2 separate regions of the Homo sapiens genome follow, and region 2 is linked to region 1. Evidence: read pairs that join two places in POLR2A ChIA-PET (ENCODE). Cell type or tissue: MCF 10A. All regions are shown on one strand. Links, peaks and the distances in the headings refer to the core of each region. The heading gives the core; the rest is flanking DNA.

What was found. Peaks named below come from ENCODE experiments on the same cell type or tissue, not always from the same donor. Only the 100,000 strongest peaks of a DNase experiment are listed, where the experiment ranks them.
Region 2: POLR2A ChIA-PET joins it to region 1 with 8 read pairs; 2 of 35 experiments call an interaction of 5 or more read pairs at or near these places.

The regions. Positions count from the first base shown.
Region 1 is chr4:8,896,672-8,899,574 of GRCh38, forward strand. No RefSeq gene overlaps it. Among named protein-coding and RNA genes, the nearest start is that of HMX1, 26 kb to the left of the region's middle. In MCF 10A, for the core only: no CTCF peak of the experiment used is centred there; a DNase peak (open chromatin) is centred at 1,330.
Region 2 is chr4:8,705,473-8,708,375 of GRCh38, forward strand. No RefSeq gene overlaps it. Among named protein-coding and RNA genes, the nearest start is that of CPZ, 110 kb to the left of the region's middle. RefSeq lists enhancers at 1-723, 724-1,470. In MCF 10A, for the core only: no CTCF peak of the experiment used is centred there; no DNase peak of the experiment used is centred there.

The sequences.
Region 1 (2,903 bases), core at 250-2,749:
TCACTGAAGAGGAAACAGAGGCCCAGAGAGGTTAGGGAACTCACTTAAGGGCACACAGCAGCAGGAAGAGGTAGATTTGAATTTGGGACATGGCTGCCCCCTGCCACCTAGCCTCTGCACACACAAGTGCATGCATACACACACATATATGCGCACACACACACGTGCACAGTGATTGAAACACAGATTTAGACCTTGGGCATGCAGGGCAGAAGGCCCATCCGAGAAGATGCAAACACAAATCCATTTCCTTCAAGTGTTGATTGATTTCTCTTCAAGAACGCCTGCATTATGCAAGGGGCTGAAGGTCAGCTGATTTAAATGGAAATGAGTTCGGGAAAAACAAATCAACACAGCTCCAGGTTCAATTCACTGGAAAAGCACATCGCCTTGAGTTACTCAAGGAATGACAGGGCCATTGTAGAGATAGCTGGACAGCCTGCTCACCGTGCTTCCGGGGGTCTCAGCCTTGGAAGATCACCGTGCTTCCGGGGGTCTCAGCCTTGGAAGATCACCGTGCTTCCGGGGGTCTCAGCCTTGGAAGATCACCGTGCTCCCGGGGGTCTCAGCTTTGGAAGATCACCTTGCTCCCGGGGGTCTCAGCTTTGGAAGATCACTGTTCTCCCAGGGGGCTCAGCTTTGGAAGATCATCCTGCTCCAGCTCCCAGGGGGTCTCAGGCTTGGAAGATGTCTCTGGAGTTGCTGGGTCCTCCATGAGTTCACTTATCCTGGCTGGAGCTGGGGGTTACCACGGAAACCTGGAGGGACTTTTCCCCTAACAAGTCTTTTTTTTTTTTTTTTCCCAAACAAACACTTTTTGGAAGAGTTTACCCCGAAGTGTGGCTTGGGTTTTGCATCTCAAGTGGTCTAAGCAGCTCTATAGTCTCTGCAAAAGAAAAACACATATTCCCTCCCTCTGTCCTTCCCACCTTCTCGCCCTCCCCTCCTCCTTCTCTCCTGTCTGCCTTCCTTCCTTTTCTCCTTCTTCCTCCTTCCTCCCTCTCTTCCTTTGACTGGCCAGTCATCAGGCTGGTTTCTGGAACGGGGCAGGGAGCAGACAGCCAGGGCCATTCCCATGTGGCACTCGTGGCCGTGACCTCACTCGTGTTCTTCAGCTGGCCTGTGAGGCCACCGTGCTGTCTTCATTTAGAAGTGCAGACGCAGAGTCCCAGAGAGGTGGAGTGATTTGCCCAAGATGGCCCAGCAAATGGGTTCCTGAACCTGGCAGCAGCCCCTCTGCCTCAGGCATTCCCTCCTCTCCAGCTCTTCTGGCAAGTCCCTCCCTACCTGCTTTGTGTCCTGCAGCTGGTCTGGGCTGACTCACAACCCCAAGCCTCGGTGCCTCCTCCCTGCCACGCTGGGACTTGCCTGCACCCTAGGGCACCGACTCTTTGTTAAATGATGTCTTAAACATTGTGGGCAGCGTTTACATCTCACTTGGAGATTCTCGGGCCTCCTTGGGCAAAATCTGCCACCTCTGCTCTGTCCCATCATGGTCCTTGGCACGAGTCCCCCTCGGATCACCAGTCCCTGGCTCCCACCTCCACTCACTTGGACTAGCCTGAAGGCTGACCTAATCCCATGCTGGGCCCCAGCCCCCAGAGCACAGAGCCAGGCACATGCAGTTGCTGTCATTCTAGATGGGCCCGGGGAAGTAAAAGCATTTCAAGCCAGAAGGGCTGGGGGAAGGAACGACAAGGGAGAGGAGCTACCTCTGCTGTATTGTGAAAGACGGAGGTGACCAGAGTGGAGGGACATTGGGGTCTCGAGAGAAGAGAATACCGGGAAGTTAGCTGAGGACCCCCTGAGGCAGGAAAGGTAACAGGCAGAGGAAGGAGGAAATCGAGGCAGGAGGAGCCAAACCCGGAGTTTGCCCAGAAGAGCGGAATTCCTCCCCATCCACATCATCTGTAGCCTGTGGTTTTGATTACCTTCTGGCAGTCCGTAGCGCCCCTTAGGAGCTGAAGCACTTGCGTTTCCATCTGCTGATCAGACATGGGAGGAAACCAAGACAAATAAGACGTCCACATTGTGGTGGGAGCATGTTTTTGGCTCTAGATTTGAAATTAGCATAATGTTTGTCTAAAGCTAACAACAGTACATTCTTCCTGTCTGGAAACGTGTTAATGATCTTAATATTTAGGAGAAAGTGTCTTCAGATGGAGAGAAAGCTGGCTCCCTGCACCAAGATTCAGTTTGCTTAGAGCGATTTTACTGTCATGTGTTTTCTTGGAGGAACCAGAGGGAGACATCTGGGTAGTTTATCATCATTTCTTTGAAATACCTTTATATCTTTAAAATATGTGCTTCCTGCCCCCAGAGCTGTTGGATCGTGAGGACATACAGGCCACACCTGAAGGCTGCTGGCATCCTTCTCAGGTGCTCTGTGGCTTAGCTCTTTGCTCTCTAACAGGTGAGGAATTATTCAGCCCATTTTACAGTCATGAAGACTGAGCCTGAGGCAGAGTGACCTGCAGACCCAGGGTTACATAGCCCTGGCAGGGACTCGGGTGCGGCCCAGCTCACCTTGAGTTTACTTTTTTTATTTTTTTTTTGAGACAGAGTCTTGCTGTGTCACCCAGGCTGCAGTGCAATGGCATGATCTCGGCTCACTGCAACCTGTCTCCCGGGTTCAAGCGACTCTCCTGCCTCAGCCTCCCGAGAAGCTGAGGTTACAGGCACACACTACCAGCCTGGCTAATTTTTGTATTTTTAGCAGAGACAGGGTTTCACCATGTTGGCCAGGATGGTCCCGAAATCCTGACCTCAGGTGATCTGCCCGCCTCGGCCTCCCAAAGTGCTGGGATTACATGCATAAGCCACCGCGCCTGGCCTGAGTTTGCTTTTGTAAGCAGCCTTGAGCATTTTCTGCTGTCCCTGGAAGGGGGCCCAGCTCTGCTCGG
Region 2 (2,903 bases), core at 200-2,699, 190 kb before region 1:
GGTCAGAGCTAGAAGGGGCCCCACAGGATTCTCTGTCCACATGAGCGGCTCCAGGGCACTTGCTGGAGGTCTGCAGTGCAGGGAGCTCTCCGCTCTCTGAGGCCCGCCCATCCCCAGACAATGCTGCTTGTTAAAATGTCCTCCAGGCAGAGCGAAAAGCTGCCTCCCCGTAGCTTCCCCTCAGCACCACGCAGGCAGTTCCTGGCCCCTGAGGTCCTCCTCTTTGGCCCCCCACCCCAGCCTCAGCTCCAGGTTCCCAGGAGCCTCTGAATGTGGCTCCCACACTGCATGGACGGGAGTTGGGTGCTGGATAAGCCAGGGGGTGCCCCCTCTGCAAAACTTCGGCCTGGCAGGAGGCTTCTTGTGACTTCTGAGGCTTGCCAACAATGTGCGGGGGTCGCCGGCTTTCTGCTGGATTTGCTTTGTAAAGAGGTCTTGGCTTGGGGTCAGCTGACCCCTGTTCCTGTCCAGCCTGCCACCAAGGACTCCGTGTGCCCTGGGGCAGCCACTTAACCCCTGGCCTGTGACGCTGCAGCTTAAAGGGTCTGAGGCCACCCACCTCGCACTCTGCCTGAGGAGCACGCTCAGGAGAGGGAGTCTCAGCAGTTGTGCCAGATGTCACCCAGGTCCAAAGCTGTAGCTTTGCCTCCTCTACCCCGGCCCTCAGTCCCAGACGTGGGAAAGGAAGGGCCCTAATGGCAGTGGAGCCCCCCGAGGCTGCGGCAAGGGGCAGGAGGGTGGTGGGTTGTGGTGGGGGAAGCGTATTTTAATTCTCAGCATCCCTCACTGCTTTCCTCTTCTAGAGACAAGAACAAGCCCAGAGTAAGTGATTTTCCCAGAAAGTTGGGGCATGAGACATGTCCAAGTCCTAAACCCCCATGCCTGTGATTGGAACCTTATTTGGAAATAGGGACTTTGCAGATGTCATTAAGACGAGGTCATCCTGAAATAGGGTGGGTCCCATGTCCAATGACGGGTGTCCTGATGAGAGGAGGAAAATCTGGAAGCAGAGACCCAGGGAGAAGACCCTGCATTGAGAGAGGCAGAGACTGGAGGGAGGCCTAGGATGGCTGGAAACCACCAGGAGCTAGAGAAGTGTGGGAGGAGTCCATCCAGGGCCCCAGAGGGAGCGGGGTCCCACCGCTTCTTGACTTTGGACTTGGAGCCTCCAGGATGCATTATTTGAAACCACCCAGTTTGGGTTGCTTTGTTTGGCAGCCCCAGGAAACGAATGCAGTCGGGTTTGGGATCCGAGCTCTGCCACGAAACCGGCTGTGTGACCTCGCAGGACTTGCTGAACTTCTCTGAGCCTCGGTCCCCTGGTCAAAAAAATGTTGATGCAGCACGTCCCTCACTGGGAGCCGTGGGGACGAAACAAAATGCATAAGGGGCACACGGCGAATGGGTGAGCTGCTTTAGACAGTGGGAAGCCTCCTCCAGCCCCGCCGGGGCCCGGGGGTGCTGCTCTGGCTGTGGGTGGGGGTGGGGTGTGCAAGGGAAATGGGGTATCAAGAGGCTTCCTCCAGCTCCCTTTGATGTATACAACTGCCTCCAAGGGCACGTGAAACCCTTTGAGCCTAGGAGTTGGGGGCAGGAGAACTCTGAGAAAGGCTGCCCCTGGCAATTAGCTGCAGATCAGGTTTCTGCCCGGCGTCCCATGGGTCCTGTCAACAGAGGAGAAAGCCTGGAGCGGGGCCGCAGGTCCTTGGTCCACACATCCCCCTGGTTTCTCATGCCCACCCCTCTCCATGAGACTCTGCTTAGTAAATATTAATTTACCCTCAATTACTGATGACAGGTCGAGGAAGGCCTTGCCCGAGCCGCAGGATGAGGCTGTGTCCTTCAAAGCCGGCACCAAGCAATTAGGGCTAATGGTGTCTGCAGCAGGAGGCCCGTGTGGCTGGCCCCGTGGCCCATCCCCTGGCGGCTACCATGGCAGTGGCCCTGCTTTCGGGTCTGGAGAGTCGTCTCCCACCTCTCTTCCCAGGAAGGACAAGAAAGCAATGTTGCCAAGTGCCCAGGAGGACCCAGAGCTGGGAGGCCTGAGGACCCTGCTAAGCTGGTGAACACTGGCAACTAAGAAATGGGGTTCAGCTGTGCCCTGGGATTCCAGAAGCCCACATTTCTGAGGTTTGGCATTGGAACACAGAGGAGTGTAGGAGCCGATGGTGGCACACTGTCACCACAGACGCCAGTGCAGGGAGCTGAGCAGAGAGGGCAGCCCTGGCCTCACCACACCTTGCTGGCTGACAGCAGCAAATCACTGAGCCTGAGTCTCCTTGGCTGTTAAGTGGGGATACAGTGATTCCCTTGTGGGTGGTGGTGAGGATGGGATGAGACCATGGTCTGCTGTGACTCACGGTTGAGGTTCCTGAGTGTAAGTAGGTGGCCGTGTGTCCAAGGAGGCCCGTTCCCATGCCCTGAGAATTCAGAGGGTTTCGGAAAAGGGAACCCCCTATCATACACTGAGGTCAGCTGAGAGGGAGCCTGATTGAAAGCCTCAGAAAATGAATCCAGAATGAATGAACTTAGGAGGCAGGGGGTGTGGCCTTTGCACACCTCAGCACCATACAAAACCACCCAGTTCTTGCAAAGGTGTCAGCTCACCTGCTATAACAAAGTCCTACAGACTGGGTGGTTTAGAACCAGCAGACACTTATTTGTCACAGTTCTGGAGGCTGGAAGTCTGAGACTGAGGTGCCAGCATGGCTGGGCTCTGGTGAGGACCTTCTTCCAGGTTGCAGACAGCTGCCTTCTCATAGTATCCTCCTGTGGTAGGAAGAGACCTCTCTGAGGTTTCTTTAAAAGGGCAGTGATCCCATTCATGAGGGCCCATCCTCATGACCTGATCTTCTCCTAAAGGCTTCACAGCTTAGTACATCACTGTGGGGATTAGATTTTCA